Regions from separate parts of the Mus musculus genome. Here region 1 is linked to region 2. A link is a contact called in ENCODE Hi-C or POLR2A ChIA-PET data. All regions are on one chromosome and are shown on one strand. The core of a region is the stretch at or near the end of the contact, and the rest is flanking DNA. Distances in the headings are between cores, read along the strand shown. Region 1 has its middle 65 kb from the start of Gm39203. Region 2 holds the start of Zfp827 (zinc finger protein 827).

What was found. A loop is a pair of places that touch in the nucleus more often than their neighbours do. ChIA-PET counts read pairs that join two places held with the same protein, here RNA polymerase II (POLR2A).
Region 1: a map of gastrocnemius shows a loop between it and region 2 (5-fold over the local background). The contact joins the enhancer-like site here to the promoter of Zfp827 in region 2. A Hi-C loop is called at or near these places in 2 of 37 maps with a recorded cell type or tissue (gastrocnemius and heart). POLR2A ChIA-PET finds 5 or more read pairs at or near these places in 1 of 5 experiments (Patski).

The regions. Positions count from the first base shown.
Region 1 is chr8:78,737,867-78,742,338 of GRCm38, reverse strand. No RefSeq gene overlaps it. Among named protein-coding and RNA genes, the nearest start is that of Gm39203, 65 kb to the right of the region's middle. RefSeq lists an enhancer at 1-1,825. Within about 2 kb of position 1,363, at least 1 of the 3 ENCODE cell types and tissues checked has a DNase peak (open chromatin) inside an H3K27ac peak, as active enhancers do; it is heart, where a contact is called at or near this core.
Region 2 is chr8:79,026,995-79,031,316 of GRCm38, reverse strand. It overlaps Zfp827 (zinc finger protein 827), which reads right to left and starts at 2,880. Exons shown (of 15, transcript NM_178267.3): 1 at 2,588-2,880. The coding sequence starts at 2,630.

The sequences.
Region 1 (4,472 bases), core at 114-2,613, 290 kb after region 2:
CAGTGTGTGTGTGTGTGTGTGTGTGTGTGTGTGTGTGTGTGTGTGTGGTTTGGTAGAAACAAGGTACAGCCCAGTGAAACCTCACCAGCCCTCTGGGCACAAAGGCAGTGTGAGAAACTTTCAGAGTGTGTGTGAAGGTCTCCCTCCCTCAATGTCTGTTTTTACTCAGAAGTTCGGAATCCCAAATCCTAATTTATAAGATGTGCTATTGCTTCTAGATTTCCACTAGAGGGCAGTCTTGGAAAATATTTATAAATATATATTTTATTGCTCTGTCTAAGAGAGAGTGCTGTTTTGGTTTGTTTTATTTTGTTTTGGAGAAGAGAGCCCGTGTAACATTTCATGGCAGGTTCTCGTCTCATTCTTCCACAAGCATTGCTAGAAAAACAGGCTGAATAAACCTCCATTGCTGCCTGGTCCTCACACACAGGTACTGCAGCAGGCTGCCCGGCTTCCAGAACTCTCTTCTCAGCACCAGCTGTCCTGAGGGGTCGGGGATGAGAAGAGTCACCCCAGCAGAGCTGTAAGGCCATGATACAGGGCCCCTCTGGTTTGAGGTCAGCCTCTACTAAGGCTCAGCTTCACCCCCTTTCTCCCAGGAAAGCAGTGGCCGGAAATACTCAGAAAAGAACCAGGAAGGATCAGAGGGGAAGCCAATGAGTCCAAACAACTAAAAATAGAGTTCCCAGGCAGGCAACCATGGATCTTTCCCTCTGTGTGTAAGTACATGTAAATAAGGCAGACCAAGTCTGAGTCTGGAAGGATCCTGGACACATTTGTGTAGCCAGGGCTTCTAAGTAGGTGGGAAACACCCTCCCACCCTACATCCCTACATACTGTGTGATCTAGGGGATCTCTCTCTCTCTCTCTCTCTCTCTCTCTCATGCTCTGTATGTCTCTGTCGCTCTCTCTCTCTGTCTCCCTCTCTGTTTCTCTCTCTAACAGAGAACGTCTTTACTGAATCCCGTGGCTAGGGGAGATAGAAGACTACTCTTATCACATGCTTCATCAGTGAACTTAATGGCAATAAGTGACAAGGTAAAACTGTTCCTCAGAGACTCGGGTCTATTTGGGGAGCATGTCTAATTCACAACCCTCAGCTCTCTGAGCTGGACATCCTGTGTGGCCCCATTTCCTTCTGGAGACAACTGGGGGAGGGGTCACAATGTTCCTCTATTTAGAGCAGCAGACGAAAGCCAGACCAGGCAACATGATCTCACAGCCACGGTGCTTGGGCTCAGGTGGTAGTCAGCCATTTCGTTCCCGTGGTGAGGGCATCTCCTGTGCCAGGCCAGCTTGGTGTGACTAGGATGCTCCTTGTTGCTCGACCTCAAAAGCAGGCTGTAGCAATGTCAAGACAGGTCCCTGAGTCCTCCAGGTCCAGGCTAGGAAGGGAAATCCCAGTATAGGTACTGCTTGCCTTTGTTGGTGTGGGTATGTCTGCTAGGGCTGGGCCAGCTGGCCGTGGACCTTTCTAGGAGCACTGAAGCCTGATAGAAGGTCAAGGCTGCCTCAAGTGCCCAGGGCTGCACCTTGTTCATGGTCCTACCCCTCCTCAGGGTCATTCTCTTGCCAACCTTTGCACCCTCTGGGGACCTCTATGTGTGAGCAGGGGGCGATTCCAGAAAACTGGCCTTAAAAGCTTGCTGTTTCCTAAAGGGAAGGTGAAGGTTAGGAGGAGAAAGGGGGGCTGCAAACAGGCTGTGTAGAGCCTATGGCCTAAAGGCACTGGGGGCAGAGACAGTGGACAATGAAATAGCAAAGACAGAGCCCTGGGCCTGTGCTCTCCTCCATGCTCAGAGGTCAGAGGTCAGAGGTCACCTCTACAATACCCTGCTCCTCACTCTGATGAGTCTGTGGGAGTTACTCTCATTCAAAAAGGATGTGACCATGATGGCTGCACCTGAGGTCAGAGCCACCTTGGTCCAGCAGGAAATCTATGTTTTAAACTTCTGGTATTCATATGTAGCAGGAGCTACAACAAGGCTTGCTTCTAGTTAGTAATGCCATGGGGGCCCAAGGGTCAGACCAGACTTGAAGATGCACGCAAGGTCTGGGCCTCCTGTTACTCTAGTGCTTCCAGAAACTGAACGGTGAGATAGGACAACCTCAGGTGCTGCAAGCAATCCTGGGAGCAACCTCTTGCCGAATTCCTGCACTCTACTCTTTTCTCCTCCCATCTGTGGGTTACAATTGTCTATTTACCCCAGATGCGGCACCAGGGGAACCATTCTGCCCAAGTCTAGCTTGGCACACTAGAAACTTGATTCTGTTATTTATAGAAGCTTGGGAGTTATTGGATTACAGCAGGCCAAAGGCTACTGCATCATAGGAGCCCACCCCATTATAGGAGCCCACTCCCACATTATAAGAGCCCACTCCATTATAGGAGCCCACCGACTCCTGCACGGGCCCATGTGTTTCAGGCTTGACACTCAGTGCCTGGTGCTATGGGGAGATAGAGCGACCCTTAGGTGACGGCGTCTGACTGAAGGAGTAATGCTCTGGATGGAGTAGCTTTGAAGGAGGTTGTGGGGATTTACCACAACCTGTTGCTCTTTGCTTTCCTAGCCACCACAAGGTAAGCCACTTCCTGTGCCACAGACTCCTGCTGTGAGGCCCCCCAGGGTTGGGGGGAGCACCCGCAGCCCCAAAAGCAGTGGGGCCAACTAGATAGTGGCCTGGAACATCTAAAATTGCCAGTTAAGATAGACCTTTCCTCTTTTCTTTTTTTTTTAACTAATTTATTTTTTTACATTTCATATTTTATTCCCCTCAGACCATTTTTCTTTAGCAGATGATTTATCTCAGATTTTTTCTCTTAAAAATATAGCAATTTTTAAAATTATTTTTTGTGAATTTCACGTCACGCACCCCACTCCCACTCATCTCCCTGTCCTTTCATACCTACCTTTCACCCTGGCAACCTTCCCCAGAAGAAAATTAAAAAGTAAAGTAAAATAAAACAAACAAACAAACAAACAAACAAAAACACCTTGCTGTGGAAGCTGCAGTGGGTCCCAGTGCATTTTCTCCAAGGTGCACCCTTCTGTCCACACACCTTCACTAGCAAATGTTCACCACAATTAGTCATTGGTCTGGTTCGAGGCCTCTGGCTCCTGCTACACTATCAGTACTGGACCTCACTGGGACTCCTCTCGGATCTCCTGTTGATGCCCTGTGTCATGGAGGTCCTGTGGCTTTGGATCTGCAGGAACAGCCCTTCATGTGCTCCAGCACTCCAGAGACGGGGCACATGTTGGGGTGCTGCCTGGGCCTGGGTGGTAGCTGAGTTGGTCAGCCCTCCAGCTCTCCTGAACCCACCCCAGCAGGGCGAGCTCTCCAACACTGCGTCAGGTAGCTCACCCAATGCTGCAGCTCTCCTGCTCTCATGCCCTCAGCCGGCTCACCTAGCCCTAGCTACCAGGGCCAGCTCCACTGTGCTGCCTGGGCAAGTGCAGGGCCCACTCTCCTGAGTGCCACAGGCAGTGAGGGGGACACCTCTCCTGTGCCCAGGACACCGCCTAGCAAATGAGTGGCAGACATCTCAGATCTTTTTAACCGTGTGGAAAGCTGACTCACATGACACTTCAGAGGAAACTGTCTCCCATGCCAGTCTGTCTGAGTGTCATTGTGAAAACTACTCTGCCTTACCGTGTGTGTCTGCCTACACTGCTCAGCAGCCCCAAGCCTTTCACAGGGATGTGTATTTGGGGACCCAGCCTAGCTCAGCCCAGTCCTGCCTTGCTAAGCTGATACTTCTCTCGGGTGTGGTGGGGTGATCGGATGGAATGCCAGTGTAGGGTCTGAGAGAACATCCCTGATTCAGCTGCTGCTGGCATGACACGCCTTCCCACACCATGCTCCCCAGCTGCCAGGTCCCTTATTGGAGCCTTTCATTCTTTGTCCTGCTCTACCTACCCCCTCTGGGATGCTACCTGTGATTGCTGAGGAGTCAAAACCCTGTGGGGGCTGACATACTGTGAAATCAGCTAGCCAGACTCTGCATCCTCACATACATGTGTGGTGCTGGTAGAACCAAGCAGGGACAAGGCCACTGGTGCCCCGAAGACCCCCTGGAAGTAGTTTTCCTTTATTATTGAAATGTGTAAATTCTTCAGGCTGCCAAGTGAGTGAATTCAATCCAGTACTCAGTATACTAATACATTCCAGATATCTTCTGTGGTGATGTTGGCTGCCTTTGTTTTGAGGCTGCAAAGTCATTGATTCTGAGAGGAACAGCCCTGATTCAGGTGAAGGCATGACACACCTTCCCATACCATGCTCCCCAGCTGTGCCCTCCCTCCTAGCCTTGAGCAGACTCAATCAGACCTGTTTCTGCCACAGTCTGCTAGTCCACGTAGGGTGGAGTCTTCCATATGCCACCTCTGTAGCTTCCTGCAAGAAGCTACCAGCTGAGCTTGTTTTCCTGACAAAGATCTTCGAGATCCTGGCATAGTGGGGGATAGATT
Region 2 (4,322 bases), core at 1,631-4,130:
TTTTTTGGAGTAGATAGCAGTATTCAATCTGAGAACCAGGAGAGAGCTCACTCTCAAAAAGAAAAAGAAAAAAAAAGAAAAGAAAAACTTCATCAACAGGCAGCAATCCGCGGGAGAGGCCCACCAGACACCGGAGCTAAAATGGAGCCTGAATTTCCTCTCAGACAGAGGGTAGTCGCAGGAGGTCAGGGTCAAGGTCACCGGCAGGGCAGGCTGCAGCTGCCCGACTGCACTGCACACCACGGGAGGGGCGGCGTTCCAGCCGTCTCAGCCGAAACTGATAAATCCCTTCTCTTCTCCCACCCTCCCTCTAACCCCGCCAACATTTTTTTTTAAGCAGGGGGAGAAGAGAAGAAAGGGAAATGACCAAGTAACCTCACCGCCCTGGTTTTCGCATACAAGCTCATCAGCTCCCAAAGTTGCCATCTAAGGGCAAGTTCGCAGAGAACACTGAAGCCCATTTTGTGCGAGCAGGGCAAGCCTCCCGCGGTGGCGCCCGCCCGGGACAGCAGCCCCCCCCCCCCCCCCCGCCTCGCTGCCCACGCGCGTCCGAGCAAGAGGGAAGCCCGGCCCGGCCATGTGCACGCACACTTCCACCAACTGCTGCGAGTTTTCTGTGAATCGCAGCGCGGAGCCTCCCGCCTCGCCCGCCCCGACTGCGCCTCCTTCTCCTCCTCGCACAAAATTTTCCTACACTCGCAGCCGCCTGCGAGTGATTTTATGTGCATATATATTACATATGTGATATTATCCTCAGAACCTCTAGCGGGCAGGCGAAGAAAGGACTGCACGGGGGCATTTTTTTTTTTCCTCCCTAAAGGAAGGGGAAAAAAAGCATAACCCTAGCCCTGTGCGTCGACTCCTTGCATACCGGGAAGGGGGAAGAAAAGAGGAATGTTTGCGGAGCAGACTGCCCGCGCGTGCCCTTGCTCGCCACTCCGGGTGCCACCGCGCCCGCCCGGGCCACAGCAGCCCTGCGGACCCCTCGCGTGGGCACCGCCGCGGAGATTTCGCGAAGGAGAGATCGATCGCGCTCGCCCGTCTGCGGCGGAAACACACACGCTCACACATAACCCGAGACACCATAACCTTAACCCTTCCCCCACCCTCCGTGAACTTCAGGTGACCGACCACGTCGGCCTGACACCCGCGCGGGCAGGCGCTCCGGCTCCGCTCCCGCCCCCAGCCCGGGTTTTGCAGGATCGGGCTCCGAGCAGCGCCAAGCCGCCCCGGAGAGGGGAGCTGAGCAGGGGGGGGGCGGGAGGGGGGAAGAGGAGAAACTGACCCTCCGTCTCCCCCGACCCCTCCCTCCGGCGCCTCCCGCGTCCCCTCCTCCCGCCACCCCGCCCCACGCCTTCTCCCCTGCCCCCTCTCCCCTGCATTCAAGGAGCCCGGCGGCCCCGGGGGGGATATTTTTAGTTGCTTCTTTCTCCTTCACTTTTAGCTTCAGCAGCATCTCGGAACACTCCGAGCGGAGAGCTTGTGGGGGGACGAGGGGGGAGCCCGAGAGGGAGTGGGGGAAAAGTTAAGAGTCTCGCAAAGAAAAGCGGGAGGGCGGCGCGGAGGGACCCGAGGCGCGGGTGGAGGAGGGGACGGGGACCCGGCCGCGCAGCCCGGCGCGAGTCTCCAGTTGGCGTGTGTGGCTAGGGCCAGGAGGGCTGGGATGCACTTTAGTCACGGACTCTGCTCGGGCTGGCGGGGCAGGGGGGTCTGCGAGCCCGCGTCGCCCCGGCTCTGTCTGCTCCGCCTGACCCCGCATTTTATTGCGGCCGGGAGCCCTGCTCCGCCCTCCCCTCGGCTCTGCAGGGACCTCGCGCGCCGCGCGCCGCCCTGGCTGCCTCGCCTCAGCCTCGGCGCGGCTCCCGCACCCCACATCCGCTCGGCTGCCCGGCCTCGCCCCCCGATCGGCCACCCGCGCCCCCCGGCGCCCCCACACCCTCCTCGACCGCCCCTGCCTTCCCCTCCGCCACCGCCTCCACCTCCGCCTCCAGCTCCAGCTGCCCGCGGCTCCGGGGCCGACCCACCCCGGCGCAACCTTTAGCCGGAGACCGACCTCTCCGGTCCCCAGCCCGGCGGGCGGCCGCGCGCCCTCGCCCCGACACCCCCAATCGCCATGTCACGGCCTCGGCCCTGCGCGCGCCCCAACCCCGCACCCTTGTGCACCGGGATCCACACGGAATTTCTTTTTTTTTTCCAAGATTGCAACCTCTCCCACCTCCCCCCACCCGCGACAAAAACCCGGCATCCACACTACTCCCCTCCTCCCTCCTCTCGCCCCCTCCCCCGCAAACCGGAGTGAGGAGGGGGAGGGAAAGGGGGGAAAAGCCCGATCCCAAGGAAAAAAAAGAGGGGGTCGAGAGAAAGAAAGAAAAAGAGAGAGAGAATAGAAAGGGCACGGGGCTGATCATCACCAACATGGCTGCCTCGGCATAGACCTAAACGAGGAGTAACCCGGGCTGTGTCTTTGTCAGTTTCACCTCTGTAACCCTAAACTAATGCAGAAAACAACGGCGGAGGCTGCGGAGGGGAAAGAGGAGAGGGAGGGCGAGAAAATGGCACGAGAGGAGGTGGAGAAGGGATGACTTACGTGAGGGAAGGCGCTTGGGCTGCTCCTGCTTCCTCCTGGGCATTTTCCCCCTTTTCTCACATTCTCCTCCTTGGTTAATGTGAGATCAAATAAACCCCCGTGGGGGCAGACAGGCAGACACTGGCAGGAGCGGGGAGGTAGTTGGGGGGCGGGCAGGGGGAAACCCCTTCTCTCCGGTGTGTGCAATGGGTTGAAGCTTGTTTCCTGGAGCCAGAAGAGGGGTTTTCTTCTTTCCTTTCTTTCTTTCTTTCTTTCTTTTTTTTTCCTTTTTTTTTTTTTTTTTTAATTTTTTGGTCGTGCACCTGGCTTGTCCCCGAGCGTAATATTCTTCAATGGAAACGGATCTAATAGGTGTGAGTGTGTGTGTGTCCTGTGCTCGCGTGTGATGGGAGGTATAAATAAATGAGCGCCGGTGCGGCGGTGTCTATGGCCGCGCGCTGTGTCTCCGAGCCCCTAACACTAATGTCGGGATCAAAGGGCAGCGGCGGCGGCAGCACAGCTCGCAGCTCGCTCTCTCGCTCTCCTCTCGCGCTCTCTCTCTGTCACACACACACACTCACACACACACACAGAGGCACAGACTGAGGGAAAGAGCGAGAGCTAGACACACGCGCGCGCGCATACACACACACACACACACACACACACACACACATACACACACTCAGCAAAGAGGAAGGTGCCCTAAGGCTCTCAGGGCGGACTCAGCCTAGCATTTACAACTGCTCTGTCTGGAAAGCATGGGGGGCGCGCGTGCGGGGGTGGGATGGACTTCTTCGAATTTATCCCGCTAGTCGCCCAATCAAGGGGGGTGGTGGAAAAGTGCCCCCCCCCGCTCTTGAAACATTATTTTACAGATTTTTTTTTAAGGAAATAGGTTGCACTAACCACTTTCTTTTGTGTATTAAACTACGTTTGGTTCTGTATAAAATTCCCCAGGCTTTTGTAACTGAAAGACTGACTCTCTCACCCCATCACCTTGAGTCTGGACGTTACAGACTCTCACATACTCCCTTAAAACAGCCTAATGGAAATAAATCTTTTTTAAAAAAAAAAAAAATGAAAAGATAGCATAGGGTGGGATCAGTGGATGGGTGGCATGGATACCCAATTTTAGAGGGTCCGGTGGAGTTAACACTTGAAAATTCAGCCAAAACTAAAATTACAGGTTCTTGATAAAGAGGGAAAATAAGATTAGGTCACCCCCCGCCCCCCAGGGTTGACTCAACTGCCACGGGTCTATTCCTACAGTGCACACAGTGATCTTGACTTCTGTGATTCACTCCCTGCCTCCCCCCCCACCTCCCCAGAACACAGGTAACTGAGCCTTACCCTGAAGCAATTCTAGTGTGTAGTTTGAGCTCATACAGCAGTCTTCATTAAGCCATATACTTTCATTACTTTAGAAATCACACATCTTGCTTCAAAGAGACACATAAAGAGGGAAAACAGAAAAGGATGCGTCGCCTCACAAAAGGTACTCAGTGAAGGGAACGGGTCTCTCTCTCTCTCTCTGACTGTAAGCCATGTGGATACAAGTTCACTGGGAGGTTGTTAATGATTTAAAACTCCAAAATCTGCTACTATAATTGAAGTAAAAAAAAAAAAAAATTTGGTCTGAAGAAGAGCTGTTTCATAAAACTCTTTGTAAGGGGAAACTTTGAACTTGGTGGAATACATTATATGTCATGAGTCAGAGCTAAAAAATAAAAAGGTGCATTATTTAAACATCTTC